4 separate regions of the Homo sapiens genome follow, and all the other regions are linked to region 1. The links are chromatin contacts, found by Hi-C or POLR2A ChIA-PET in ENCODE. All regions are on one chromosome and are shown on one strand. Each heading gives the region's core, a stretch centred on a gene start or an enhancer-like site at or near the end of the contact. The rest is flanking DNA. Distances are from core to core; before and after follow the strand shown.

Region 1 (3,366 bases), core at 645-3,144:
ATGGGGAGCCCTACCCCAGAAGTGTATCCCACGAGGGCATCAGGGACGCAGTGAGTGTTGCTCAAGGGAGTCAGGAAGAGACGGCAACGTAAAGGATGTGGCTCCATGTCCATGGTGCCCCCTGGTCAACATAAGGAGCGTGGGATCCGATGGAAAGGTGGAGCTCAGGGAAAATGGGGGTCCTTGCCTCTCGTGTACCCCCTCAAGGCTGACCCCTTAGATGGCCCAGGAATGGCAGGTGCTACAAAAATGGTACCCACGTGGGCATGGAAATGGGGCAGATTAGGGGACCACTGGACTCAGAGGGGAGGGAAGGGCTCATCAGCACCCGCTCAGGGAGCCTGTCCCTTTATGTTCCCAAATAAAGGGTCCTAGAAGACTAGAAAGCCAAGGTCTTTTATTAAAGGTCCCGACTGGTTTTCCCACTGTATTTCCATGCCAGCCAGGGTCCAGGGACAGCCTCTCGGGAGGTACCGGGTGGCTGGGCCTGGGGCCCGGTAGCACAGCGCTTAACGGTATCTGCCTGCTCCACTCCACGGGGCCAGAGGCACCAGCACGATGCCGCCCCGACTCGGCTCTGCGGTGGCCCCTGTGGGCCTGCCCTTCCTTTAGCTCCAGCTGCTGCCCGCGGCATCCCCGCTCATTCCCGCTGCGCAGCTCCGCGCTTGCTATCTAAGATCTCCCTCCAGTTGTCACTCCAGGAGAGCAGCCGTCTCCTTGTCGGGGGCAGGACCAGGTGCCGATTGTGGCAGCAGGTGAACAAGATGTGCTCCCAGCTTGGGGTCTCCTCCTGGCCTAGGACAGTGAAAGACAGCGCGCTGCCATCTGTCATGGGTATTATTACTCCCTCTCCCTAATCCGGGCAGGCCAGAGGCCTGGAGGCTGCCAAGGATAACGGGTCCAACCTCGAACTGTGTCCTTGTCATCAATGAGCAGGTCCCCCAAGACCACCGTCTTGTCCCTTGTCAGGATAATTCGTTCTACGAACTGGGGCCCCAGGTGCTGCTCCACCCAGCGGTACTGTGTAGAAAACACAGTCTGTGAGTAGGGCCTGATGGAAGCCGGAATTCAGGGATAGGGACTTGGCTCTAAGCCCTTGAGAGCCCCCCACCCCCACCTTCTGGGTTTCTGGTGGTTTCTTTTTAAAATCAGGATTTAGGCAGCTCCACGTGCGGAGTAGGGGCGGGGCAGCCACACCTTCTCACCCACACAGTGGTGGTACTTCAGCAGGGGGCTGGTGCAGATGAAGACCTGCGTGCTGCGGAGAAGGACGCGGTTACCGCCGGGAGCCAGGAGCCCGCCCAGGACTCCGCCCGCCCCCCTCTCTCCTTACTCCGGTAGGTCGTTCATCTCCCGCACAGCGTCCAAGGCTCCCGGGATGGGCTCCAGGTCCAGGAAAAAGCCCGGGGCTTCGTACACACTGGCCACTTTATCCTGAAAGACAAGAGTTCTGGGTCCCGGCTTCCCGTTCCCGCGAGGACCCGCAGGGAGGCTCCTGGGGGCTCCGGGCCCGAGCTCAGAGGGGCGGAGGGGGCGTCGGTCAGGGGCACGCGCCCAAAGGCTCCTCCCCAGGGTGCGCTGCCCGCGGGTTCCAGGGTGAGAGCTCTGCGCCCTTCACAGAGAAGGGGGAGACCCCCGGAACGGAGCGAGCGGGCCCTGCCCGGGTGGGGACCCTGCGCCCCCTACCGCCAGGTCGGGCCGCAGGGCGCGGTACTGCTCGCGGGCCAGGAAGCCGCGGCGTTGCTCCAGCGGCACGTGCGGCTCCTCAGGGAAGCGGCGGCGGAAGCCCCGCAGGAGGCCGGCCTCGAAGTCGGCCAGGACGCCGTCCATGTCCACCAGCACGCGCACGCTCCGCGCCATCGCCGCCGGGCCGGAGCTGCGAGCTCTCGGGGTCTGGGGGGCGCGGGCTCGGCCGGAAGCGGAGGGAGCGCTGCTTCCGGAGTCCGCCGGGCTGATTTGCATAGAGTGTCCGGGCCGCCCCGCCCAGGTCGTAAACCAGTGCCGACGGCCCTGCGGTTGCGCGAGGCCATCCTAGGGTTCGGGTGCAGGGACGGCTTTGGGGGGCACTTTTCTGACCCTGCGCTTCTTCGGGACCCAGCCTTTGTCCCCATCAGCCGCCTCCCACTTTACGGCAGACGTACCCCCGTTCACCCCACGTTACTAGTAGGGGACCGACCTTCCGGGGGCCCAACAAAGGGATGCTCTGAAATACTGGGAAGCATCTAACGAGGAGTCAAGGGTCCTAAACCCGTGGGGCTAGCTCCACATTTTTTTTCTTTTTTTCTTTTTTTTTTTTTTTATTTTGAGACGGAGTCTGGCTCTGTCGCCCAGGCTGCGGCGCAGTGGCGGCGCGATCTCGGCTCACTGCAGCCTCCGCTTCCCGGGTTCAACCGATTCTCTTGCTTCAGCCTCCCGAGTAGCTGGGATTACAGGCACCCGCCACCACGCCTGGCTAATTTTTGTAGTTTTAGTAGAGACGGGGTTTCGCCATGTTGGTCAGGCTGGTTTCAAACTCCTGACCTCAAGTGATCTGCCTGCCTTGGCCTCCCAAAGTGTTGGGATTATAGGCTTGAGCCACCGCACCTGGCCAAAGTCTTATTACCGCAGTACCGTGGTCTCAGTGGATTGCTTTCGTCTGTGCAGTGGAGCAGGAACAATCCCTCGAGGACTACAAAGTGAAATGAATCTGTTAACTGGTTTGTGTAAGTCTAGCTCGTTAAGAGACTAATTCACACTAGAGTTGGCTTGAAACATGGGAGCTTCAAGTGTGGTTTCCCCCGGAAAGATGATTTTGATCAAGCACAGGTAATCAGGACTGTCCTCAGGACTTTATGTGGAACTGACATCGCTTACCTACTCCCGTCTAGAAAATGCTGAACAGGGCCAGGTGCGGTGGCTCACGCCTATAATCCCAGCACTTTGGGAGGCCGTGGCGGGCGGATCATCTGAGGTCGGGAGTTCAAGACCAGCCTGACCAACATGGAGAAATCCTGTCGCTACTAAAAATACAAAATTAGCGTGGTGGCACATGCTTGTAATCCCAGCTACCCGGGAGGCTGAGGCAGGAGAATCTCTTGAATCCAGGAGGCAGAGGTTGCGGTGAGCCGAGATCATGCCATTGCCCTCCAGCCTGGGCAGCAAGAACAAAACTCCTTCTCAAAAAAAAAAAAAAAAAAAAAGAACATGCTGAACTGTGATACATTTTGTTGACTCTTCTTTTTGTGGATGTCATGAAACTTCCTGACTCCACTCAAATCTATTTGCCTACAAACTATAAAGCCAGGCGCCGTGGCTCAGGCTGGTAATCCCAGCACTTTGGGAGGCCCAGGTGGGAGACAGCTTGAGCCCAGGAGTTCAAGACCAGCC
Region 2 (3,366 bases), core at 267-2,766, 720 kb after region 1:
GTGGATCACGAGGTCAGGAGTTCGAGACCAGCCTGCCCAACATGGTGAAACCCTATGTCTACTAAAAATACAAAAAATTAGCTGGGTGTAGTGGCGGGTGCCTGTAATGCCAACTACTGGGGAGGCTGAGGCAGGATAATCGCTTGAACCCAGGAGGCGGAGGTTGCAGTGAGCTGAGATCGTGCCACTGCACTCCAGCCTGGGCGACAGAGCAAGCCTCCATCTAAAAAAAAAAAAAAAAAAAAAAAAAAAAGAGAAGAGAAGTACTGCTCAGAGAAAAGAAGGAATTACCAGCAACAGGCTGGGCCCATGAAACTCTGAGCGGGTAAGATAGAGGGAAAGTGAGCATGCTGGGTCACTCTAGGCATTTTCCTCTGACTCATCAAACATTCCCAAGTCACAGGGCAGCTGGATGCTGGCCTTAGCTGGGTACAGGGCTCTGACTCCACGATGTCTCCTTTGGGGACTCAGGTGCCTCCTAAGCTCCTTCTGCCTTCAAGAGGCAATTCAGGGTCGGCATAGTTCAACCCAGGGCTGGCTGGTCTGATTTTCAATACCCAAGGAACAAAAGGAGACAGAGGCCATTTAAGGCTTCTCTTGGCAGAGACTGGAGGAGAGACAGGATGCAATGAGCAAGGGGTGGGGAGGATGGAGTGGAAAGAACCTTGAATTAGGAGAGCTCTGCCTTCCGAGGTGACCCAAACCAACAGGCATTCAAGAGAGAGGCAAGGGAATGACTACGGACCCACACAGTGCCAGGAACTGTTAGACACCTGACAAACGTCATCTGTTTAATTTCACCTCTGGGACCTCAGTTTTTTACCGGGAACCTGAACAGTTCTGGAACATACTGGAAGCCTGTATGCTGGTGGTTAATCCTATTAACTTTGGAGTCAAGACTCCTTTCCTGGAATTACCACCTCTGTTACTTACACAGTTGCGATCTCGGGCAAGTTACTTAACCTTTCTGCCCTCCACTTTCCCTACCTGTGAAATGTGGACAGTAGTAGATTATACTGCACAGAATTTATTAAATAAGGTAGAAAAGGCGCAGAGCCTGACACGTAGTAACGTTGTAGACATCCAATAAGTGACAATTATTTTTGTTTGGGGCTCCTCCCAGCTACTGAAATCACAAGTCTGGGAAGGGGTTCAAGAATCACCCCTAGGCCCCACCGGGGGCCCCATACCAGGTCCCCATGCAGACGTCCCACCCCCGCCTCCCAGCTGATCACAACCTCCCGGGCTCTCCCCCACGGCCCACCCACCTTCCTCCAACCCCGCCCCCAGCCGTTCCCCACCAACCTCACTCCATCAGTGCTCCCTCTTCAGGGGCTTATTCCCCACCACCCACCACCCACCGCCCACTTCCTCGACACCCGAACTTTGGTCCTCCAGGATCCTTCCGCAGTGTTTTCACCTCTCGGTGTTATTGACGATCACTCCGCCGCCCTCCGAGTGATTCTTGTTGAGCGCCATAGTCTCTCCAACAGGGGTCCCGAGACTCAAAACGCAATGAGCTTGCGCCCCTCTTCGCCCCGCCCCTAGTGGCGTCTTCTTATTAGAGTCAGCCAATCAAAGCTCGAGTGCGGAGGCTGGCCCAAACACCTGACCCGAACGTCACGTGGTAATAGTTTACTCCCTCCTTCCAGTTCCTCCTGCGCAACAAACAAGATGAAGACTACAATTCCCAGCAGGCAACGCCCCCGCAGCCTCGGCCTGTCCCTATGCTGGAGGAAGGATGCATTCTGGAACTTGTAGTCTCCTGGATCATAGGCCTGAATTGGTTCCACATTTTGCGTAACCAATCGGCTTGTGCCATCCCCACCCCGCCTCTTCAGCCGGACGGAAATAAACAGTTCCGCTCCTGGCAGGGGCGCGATCTTGGGGACTCCGGCAGCGCGTTAAGGGAAGTCCTGCTGGTCGAATGCGACCTGGACATGGCGTGGGAGCGCCGAGCTGTCCCCTTGTGGATGGGGAGCTTTCGTTCACTCAGCAGACGTTTATGGGGCGCATGCGTGACTCTGGGGCGTTTAGCTGAGCCGGAGGCCCCGGCTCTTGGGGACGCGGTGGGCTGGCGGCGTCGGATCACCCCGCCATCCATCTCACCACTCCCAGCGCTGAGCCCGGGGGGCGGGGAGAGTCCCTCATGGGAAGGGGAGGCCGTGTGCCCCGCCTGGCTCCCACCACGTTCGCAGGCCGGCCGGGCGCCCCTCGCAGCCCCCTCTCCGGCCTCGCGGTGGCGCCGCTCCCCCCTTAGCGCCCAGCGGGGTCCCGGCCGGAAGACTGAAGGCTGAGTGGGACTGGGCACGGCGCGAAACCGGCATCCTGATAACTAGGATTTACAGAATAAGGCTGACTCCTGTCAGCTCGTGACCCAGCCCTGGGCGTCCTCCACGGGGCAGCTGTCATTCCCTAACCGCCCCCCACCAAACCCCTGCACCTCCGAGCTGAATCCGTGAGGCGGAGAGAGGGGGCTGCACTTCCCACGTGGTAGTTCCGGTACTCGTTAATGTTAAGGAATTAGAGTTTGCTTTTCAGTAGACAGCTGCTTTCCTGACTGTGGTGGCCAACCTCTAGATCCACCTGCTTGACTTCGCTTTCCAGGGAGGTCTCCTATGTGAAGAAACAAAGCTGCCTCACTAGAAAAGATCAGGAAACAGCAGCGTTCTGTGAGGTCCTGTGCAATACCAGGTTGGACCTTGCGGGACAAGTACAGTGGGTTAAGGATAGTCATAATGAAATCTGCCCCAATGGTTAGATGTATTTTGGCGCCTGCAATCTCTGCAGTCTTTAAAAAGAATTAAGTCAGACTATGTGCTGATATGGGAAGATCATCAAGGGTTATTAAGCACAGAATGCTGTATACATATAGTTGTATTTGTATAAAAAATAGGATCTAGATAGAAAATTTTTGCAAAGATCCATCAGAAAATGTCTGTGGCATTTTTGAGACATGGGTCTAGGAATTTGGGGTGGATTGGTGACTCGGTATGTCAGTATGCATTGTACTCTTTGGTACTGTTTAATTTTTTTTTCCTATGTGCGTTTAAAATATAAATTTAGGCCGGGCGCGTGGCTCACGCCTGTAATCCCAGCACTCTGGGAGGCCGAGGCGGGCGGATCACGAGGTCAGGAGATCGAGACCATCCTGGCTAACAGAGTGAAACCCCTTATTAAAAATACAAAAAAAAAAAAAAAATTAGCCGGACGTGGTGGCGGGCGGCTGTAGTCCCAGCTACTTGGGAGGCTGAGGCAGGAGAATGGCGTGAACCCGGGAGGCAGAGCTTGCAGTGATCTGAGATTGCGCCACTGCACTCCAGCCTGGGTGACAGAGTGAGACTCCATCTCAAAATAAAATAAAAT
Region 3 (3,366 bases), core at 543-3,042, 560 kb after region 1:
AGCAAGTGGTCTAAGCAAAGGCAACCCCAGCGTGTCCCAGAGGGCCCCACCAACTTCCGCCCATTTTTCTGATAAATTGAGTGTTTCCATTCCCAGGCAGGCAGTGTGCCCACGGCAGTGGCTCAGTCCTGGCCGACAGGATACAACTAAAGGAAATGTGCTAGCAATGGGCTTTCTCCAGGGCTCTCCAGTGGGGGTGGCTGGCATCTGGCCTCTGGGGTGGGATGTTCCCATGCAGCATTGGGTTTGGAGGCTTTGCTGAGCTGTTGACAGCTCTCACTCCTAGCCCCCAACCATGTCTCTGTCAAACCAACATCATTTTATTCTGGAACTTGGAGGTATTTTATAAAGGTAATCCAGCATTGTTGCTTTCTTGGCAACCTGAAGTGACTCACATTGATCTCAGAAAACCTTGTTTTGACTATTACTTTGATGCCTCCACAAGAGGGTTTCTGGAGGATGGCATAGCAGTTGTTCTGAAGCAGCTGTATTGCCTGATGGTTAAGAGCACAGTTTCATGGGACTGTTGTGAAAAATGAGATTCTTAATTGAAGAGCTTAGCATAATACCTAAACTTATTCCCCTAGATTGAGTTTTCATATTTTATCCTCAATGCTTGGCCCATTGCTTGGTGTATAAATCATGCTCAATAAATTATCTGTGGAAAAAATAAATGAATTAACTATACAGTAATTATTTTTGTCTTAGGATTTAGGAGCATTAGGCCCAGTGTTCGGAAAGAGGATGCAGGGCCAGATGTGGTGGCTCACACCTGTAATCCCAGCATTTTGGGAGGCTGTGGCAGGAGGATTGCTTGAGCCTACGAGTTCAAGAGCAGCCTGGGCAACATAGTGAGACCCCATCTCTACAAAAAATTTAAAAATTAGCCAGCCATGGTGGTGCATGCCTGTAATCCCAGCTACTTGGGAGGCTGAGGCAAGAGAATTGCTTGAGCCCAGGAGGTCAAGGCTGCAATGAGCTATGATTGCGCCAGTGTACTCCAGCCTGTGTGACAGAGTGAGACCCTGTCTCAGGAAAAAAAAAAAAAAAAAGATGATGCAGAAAGATGAACAAAGAATTGGGTTTGAAATTTTTTTGTAATTCAGCGTTGGTGTCCCCTCCCCACCTTCTCCTGCCCCTTGGCAGACTTTTATTGCAAGCCTAGCCCTTTTGTTAGCTGCTCTTCTGCTGCCTGTCCGTCTGACATTTCTAGTGAATCTACACATGAAACTCACTGTGGAGTTGACCAGGCTGGGAGTCTGAAGTTAAAACATAACAGCTGAAGGTAGGTGTGGAACCTAAACTTGACAGAAGACAAACTGACAGTGTTTGGGGTGTGTGTGTGTGTGTGTGTGTGTGTGTGTGTGTGTGTGAGAGAGACAGAGAGAGGTCAGTGCTTGAGCACCTTCTGTGGACCAGGCTGACTATTAGACTTGGTGATTTTTGTGAGTACACAGAGTAGAGTAGTTTGTCTTCATCGGCCAGGTGAGCATGAGGGTAGAGGAAGGCTTCCCTGGGCTGGGCTGAGGCCTACACGGGGCTTTCTAGGCAGGAGTGGGGAGAAGGTGATTTCAGGGAGCAGGCATTGCAAAGATCCTGGGTGCAGAAAGGGGAGGAAGAGGCTGAAATGGGCAGCAGGGAATCCTCAAGGCTCGTGGGCCACAGTGAGGATCTGTTTTTAAGGAGCTATTGTGCTCGTGAAGTGAGATCTCATCAGGCCATGGGCTGTCCCAGGTCTGAGAGAATAAAGGTTTGAAAGGAGTCATTTTACTAATCTGCCTCCCTAGCTGCCACGTACTTGTAAGATGCAAGATTACATTGCCCAACAGGAAACCCCCAGTCTGTAGCATTCTTGCCTGTGGCCTCGGGGCTGGCTGCCCTGTGCCCCTGTTCAGAGTGCTTTCTCTGTGCCCGCTACTCCCGAAGCTGGAAAGAAAACATGACGTTTAGATTTGGTGGGATCTAGATGCTGGCGGCTGCCTTTGTGGAACTCAAGTTTGACACTGGAGCTTTGTGGGGCCGGTTCCAGGAAGGATTGAGGAAGCATTGTTGGCTGTAAATAAACCTCCATTCTCTTACTCAGGACTTGGTACTTCTCTGCTGAGTAAATCCTCCCAGCTCAAATGGCAGCTTGTCCAGTTTCGTGGGTCTATATTGTTGTTACTTCCTTCCTGCGCTCCAGTCAGCTTCATCAATGGCTGGACTTTTGTATTCTCTGCAGGAGGAACCATATTCCAGGTTCTGTAATTCTTGAGAACCAGGCCCCTGCCACTGACCTACAGTTGCATCTTCCAAGTCTCAGTCACAGTTGGTTAAGAAACCAAATTGGCAGGTTGAGATCACTATTCTTCTCCAGGGACAGCGCCCAGTGTGCCGCAGCCGCCTCCTGCTCTGGTTGTTGGGCCTTTAGTCTCAGGTGGGGTCTGGGTGGATGAGGGGTGCAGGCAGAGGAGGAGACCTCGGCTCAGATTGGTGTCCTCCACCAGCTCAGCGTTTAAACCATACTTCCTCTTTCCTCCTTTCTGTTTTCTAACTTGGCTTTTGTTTTTGTCTTTTCGTTTTTCCTTGTATCTTTTTTTTTTTTTTTTGGAGACAATCTTGCTCTTTCAGGCTGGAGTGCAGTGGCGCAATCTCGGCTCACTGCAACCTCCACCTCTCAAGTAGCTGGGATTACAGGCATGCACCACCATGCCCGGCTAATTTTTGTATTTTTAGTGGAGAGGAGGTTTTACCATGTTGTCCAGGCTGGTCCCAAACTCCTGGCCTCAAGTGATCTGCGCACCTCAGCCTCCCAACTCCCCCAGCCTGTTTTTCCTTGTGTCTTGATTGGAATTGAATGAGGGGGCTGAAGAGGTGGGCCTAGTCTTTTCTCCCAGGAGCAGCCTTCCTTTCCTAGGTGAGGTGCTTTGTTTTCACCTTCCTTAGGAACTGGGTGAAAAGCCCTCAGCCTGTTCTGGCTGTGTGTTGTTGCTCATGTCTCTGGGCTGCGGGTTCCATGCCCTCTGGCTGATGTAGACAGATGCCTGGTGACTAGACATCCAGGATGAGCTCATTACTTTAACCAACTGAGAATTTCTACCTGAAGGCCAGTGGGTGGATTCATACGAGTCAAGACAGGTGTTTCCTGTGCATTTCAAAACGCTGCTGGCGGGGAAGAGATGAACAGTGCTTTCTTGTTGCTTTTTGCTTGTATCCTCACAGCCCTTCTTTCCGCTTCCTGCCTCTTTAAGGGCATAGTGAGAATCTCCCCCAGAGCAGGTGGTTTAACACCAGTGCCTTGAACGACTGGCAGTTTAATAATCGAGCCTTTCTTCCGTCTCCTTAATTCTGTCATTTAAAATATTTCAGTGGGCGAGAGGTGACTTC
Region 4 (3,366 bases), core at 364-2,863, 540 kb after region 1:
CTGTGATATGGATGATTGAACTAAACAGCCATGAAAGCAGAGTACTGCTAGATGAGTGGGTACATCTGTGTAGACATGAGAGGACATTACTTAGAGGGCTTTTGTTTAGACATGTATCATTAATATTACATTGCTGCTCGCCTCTTGGCAACTTCCATTTGTCACCGTATCTCAGGTTTATAACATTATTACTCTTTCCTTCTCTATCTGGGACCAAGGCCACTCAACCTGCAACAAGGGAATTACCTAGGAGGCCAGTGACCGAGTTAAGTTATTCCTACCACCCTCACTGTTGCTGTTCGTTTGTGTGTACAAACGAACAATAATGAGAATCTGAAGTGTTTTCAAAGACCATGTGTAAATCTAGCTATGAAATATAGACCAGCTGGGTGGTTCTGCCACTAAAACTACAAGCTTTGGGCCGGGCGTGGTGGCTCATGCTTGTAATCCCAGCACCTTGGGAGGCCGAGGTGGGAGGATTGCCTGAGCCCAGGATTTGGAGACCAGCCTGAGCAACATGCCAAGACCCCATCTCTAATTAAAACAAATAAACGAAACTACAAGCTTTGACAACTCTAAAGATTTCCAAATCCAGTTATGGACCAAAGGTGAGGCAGTACGAAGGGTGAGGAGGAGGGTGTTCTGCCGCAGCGTTATGGTATAGCCAGCATAAATTTAAAGGAAGGTAGCTTGGTAATGTTACCTTTTACTACAGCCATGGTCGCACTCTCCTGTAAAGGCGTCTTAAAAGAGTCAAACCCAAAGACCTTCTTCAGCGTACTCCGGACTCGCCGCTCAGGGTCAAAAGGAAAGGTGGTATGGTGGCTGCTCATCTTAGCCAAGAACAGTGGCCAAAGGTTAAGGCAAAGGTAGTAAAAGGTTGCCACGAGAACCCTCTGTTTTGCATTAAAAATACAGATTATTTTTCTGTAACAATTTGCTATATTACACTTAAATAATGTATTATTTTTAAGTAATAAAGCTGAAGGTGAACTGCCTCAAGCAATACATTCCTCAGTAATTAACATCTCCACTTTTACGCTCAATGAAAATGAAAACATTGAACTATTCCAGGCCACGGTATAGCACAGAGCTAGAAATCAGATCAAGAGAAGAAACATAAATGTCTTCAGAACAGCTTGGAGAACGGGGAACCGTTTTCCTAAGATCCACCACCTGCTCCTACTTCTATAAGCGCAACCACGACGACCGTTCTTCCACCCCGGGACCCCGAACCCCTTCTCCCGTCTTCCTGAGCCCAAGATCCGCAATTTTCTCTCTTGGCTGGCCGACACCTCCCTCTCTTCACCCTAAGATATCAGAACCGGCCGTGGTCCGCCCAAGAATTAAAGGCTGCTGGCTGGTTCCGGAACTGTTCGAAGACCCCTATACACAACCCCAACTCAGAGAAGCCAAAGCGCTGGGAATTCAGCTTTAGGCAGAACCCACGCAATCTTATATCCGTCGCGCAGTGATGACGTAGCGCGAGCGCTGGCATGAGGGCGGAGCCAGGCGCAGGAAACTGCCGTTTTGATTGGTTTCCAGTGTGGCGCGGGGGTCTCCTGGGATCCGAAAGAACCTGCCTTTCCGCCCGGAAGTCGGCGTCTTGAGTCATAGGAGTGAGCCACGCCCGGGCTGTGGGAATAAGATGGCGGGGAAGAAGAATGTTCTGTCGTCTCTCGCAGTTTACGCGGAAGATTCAGAGCCCGAGTCTGATGGCGAGGCTGGAATCGAGGCGGTGGGCAGCGCGGCTGGTAAGGCCCAAGTGCGAAGCTGGAAGGGGGAATCGGGTGTCTGCCCGGAATGCTGTACCCTCGCTGGGCGGGAGGGAACAAGATGGTCATTGTGCTCCAAGCACCGGACCCCGAAGAATGGTCCAGGGTCCGGGGTGAGATAGAGCATTAGAGACTGTGGACTAAGAATGAAGAATCTCCTTCCCGTTATTTCGATTAATTTGCCTAAACTTACTGAAAGACTCCGTGCCGGCTATAGTGATAGACAGAGGGATGGACGAAGAGGGAGCGGCTGCTCAGCCACTGCCTGTTTCCCCTGGGCTCGTTGTTTGATGAGGGAGAGCGATAAGTAAAACATACGTGGAAGATGGTAAAGATTGTGTTCGTTAACTTTATAACTTTTAGTTAGGAATGTGCCCTAAACACATCTTGGAGCTTTTAAAAACAAACGTATCTGATGCCCAAAGTGAGAGAACCTAATTCGGTAGAACTGGGGTAGGATGTGGGCATTTGTGAACTTTTTAAGGATCCCAGGTGATTTTTCTTATTTTGTGAGTTTTTAAAGCCTAACGGTGATGTTCTCCTCCTCAGGTTGAGAAGCACAATGTTAGATAATGGAAACAGATTCCTTTGGGAGAATAAAGAACAAGTTACCTAACAACATATCAGGACCTTAGCTTCCTCATCTGGAAAGTGAAGGGGATTGGATTAGGTTAGGTACTTCCATGTTTTGTGATTTTGTGTGGTCTCTTCCAGTCAGAAAGTTCTCTGATGGTTTCCTATAAACACTTTAGTGTTTATCTAGTGTTTATAGCATTAGAAACAGAATTTAGTACTCGGTTTTGTTCCCTGACCTTTTAATGATTTTATTCAGTAAATGCTGGCCTTCTCAGAGAGCCGAATCTGGGCCTATTGTAACTTAACATGAGATTTAGGTTCCCTTTGTATCTTCAGAGATAGTCTTGGCCACTCAAATCTCTGGACATTTTTTCTTACATTGTAACTCTTGTTTTTTTTTTCTTGCTTTTTGTTTGTTTGTTTGTTTTTTAACCTTTCAGAGGAGAAAGGCGGATTGGTATCTGATGCCTATGGGGAGGATGACTTTTCTCGTCTAGGGGGTGATGAAGATGGTTATGAAGAAGAAGAAGATGAGAACAGTAGACAGTCGGTAGGTAAATCTCCCAGATCCAGAGCTACTGAAAGCACAATTTCATTTGTCAGATTTTGGAACTGTGCCAACAGTGTTCCATTTCATGGTTAGCTCCATCCCTTGCTCTCCCGTTTTGTTTTAGTATTAGTGGAAGAAACTGGATTGGATATCAGATCTGTTTGAAAATGTATTTTCACATGGATCATTTTTTATTAATCTTTGAATTGAAATTTGGGGGAAAAGATAGTGGATTATTTTATTTAACCCAGATATCAATGGGTGTTTTATGTTGATTTTTCCCTGTTTAAATGATTTACTCCATTTATAGCAGGCATTCATCCTAACTGGTGTATCATTTATATCTACAGTCAACTCTGCATTATTTTTAATCTTGGTTGGGGCTCATTTAAGTCTTCTCAGTTTATTAACAAGATAAGAAAGGAAAATTCGTTTTCACCTGCTTTTTCTTTTCTTTTTTTTTTT

The links. Hi-C counts contacts between places; a loop is a spot of excess contacts on that map. ChIA-PET counts read pairs that join two places held with the same protein, here RNA polymerase II (POLR2A). Pooled maps may share reads with other maps.
Region 2: a loop to region 1 is called in a pooled map, with 3 times the contacts of the local background. The contact joins the promoter of WBP2 here to the promoter of NT5C in region 1. A Hi-C loop is called at or near these places in 1 of 50 pooled maps. POLR2A ChIA-PET finds 5 or more read pairs at or near these places in 4 of 52 experiments (GM10248, HEK293, MCF 10A and 1 more).
Region 3: a pooled map shows a loop between it and region 1 (2.6-fold over the local background). The contact joins the enhancer-like site here to the promoter of NT5C in region 1. A Hi-C loop is called at or near these places in 1 of 50 pooled maps. POLR2A ChIA-PET finds 5 or more read pairs at or near these places in 3 of 52 experiments (HepG2, T-cell and activated B cell).
Region 4: a pooled map shows a loop between it and region 1 (4-fold over the local background). The contact joins the promoter of SAP30BP here to the promoter of NT5C in region 1. A Hi-C loop is called at or near these places in 2 of 50 pooled maps. POLR2A ChIA-PET finds 5 or more read pairs at or near these places in 2 of 52 experiments (GM10248 and T-cell).

The regions. Positions count from the first base shown.
Region 1 is chr17:75,129,848-75,133,213 of GRCh38, forward strand. It overlaps NT5C (5', 3'-nucleotidase, cytosolic), which reads right to left and starts at 1,895. Exons shown (of 5, transcript NM_014595.3): 1 at 1,687-1,895; 2 at 1,334-1,434; 3 at 1,198-1,258; 4 at 906-1,020; 5 at 381-795. The coding sequence starts at 1,860. The coding sequence ends at 641. ARMC7 (armadillo repeat containing 7) reads left to right here. Exons shown (of 3, transcript NM_024585.4): 3 at 1-425. RefSeq lists an enhancer at 788-877 and silencers at 914-1,118, 1,488-2,057.
Region 2 is chr17:75,853,819-75,857,184 of GRCh38, forward strand. It overlaps WBP2 (WW domain binding protein 2), which reads right to left and starts at 1,517. Exons shown (of 8, transcript NM_012478.4): 1 at 1,421-1,517. The coding sequence starts at 1,479. RefSeq lists enhancers at 1,603-1,732, 2,341-3,136 and a silencer at 2,103-2,272.
Region 3 is chr17:75,686,584-75,689,949 of GRCh38, forward strand. The region is part of intron 3 of SAP30BP (SAP30 binding protein); the gene reads left to right. Among named protein-coding and RNA genes, the nearest start is that of SAP30BP-AS1, 3.5 kb to the left of the region's middle. RefSeq lists enhancers at 1,552-2,053, 2,054-2,553. Within about 2 kb of position 1,793, at least 14 of the 41 ENCODE cell types and tissues checked have a DNase peak (open chromatin) inside an H3K27ac peak, as active enhancers do.
Region 4 is chr17:75,665,725-75,669,090 of GRCh38, forward strand. SAP30BP (SAP30 binding protein) reads left to right here and starts at 1,614. Exons shown (of 11, transcript NM_013260.8): 1 at 1,614-1,754; 2 at 2,792-2,901. The coding sequence starts at 1,649. RECQL5 (RecQ like helicase 5) reads right to left here and starts at 1,430. Exons shown (of 20, transcript NM_004259.7): 1 at 1,320-1,430; 2 at 704-847. The coding sequence starts at 833. RefSeq lists enhancers at 555-1,754, 1,336-1,435, 1,606-1,855.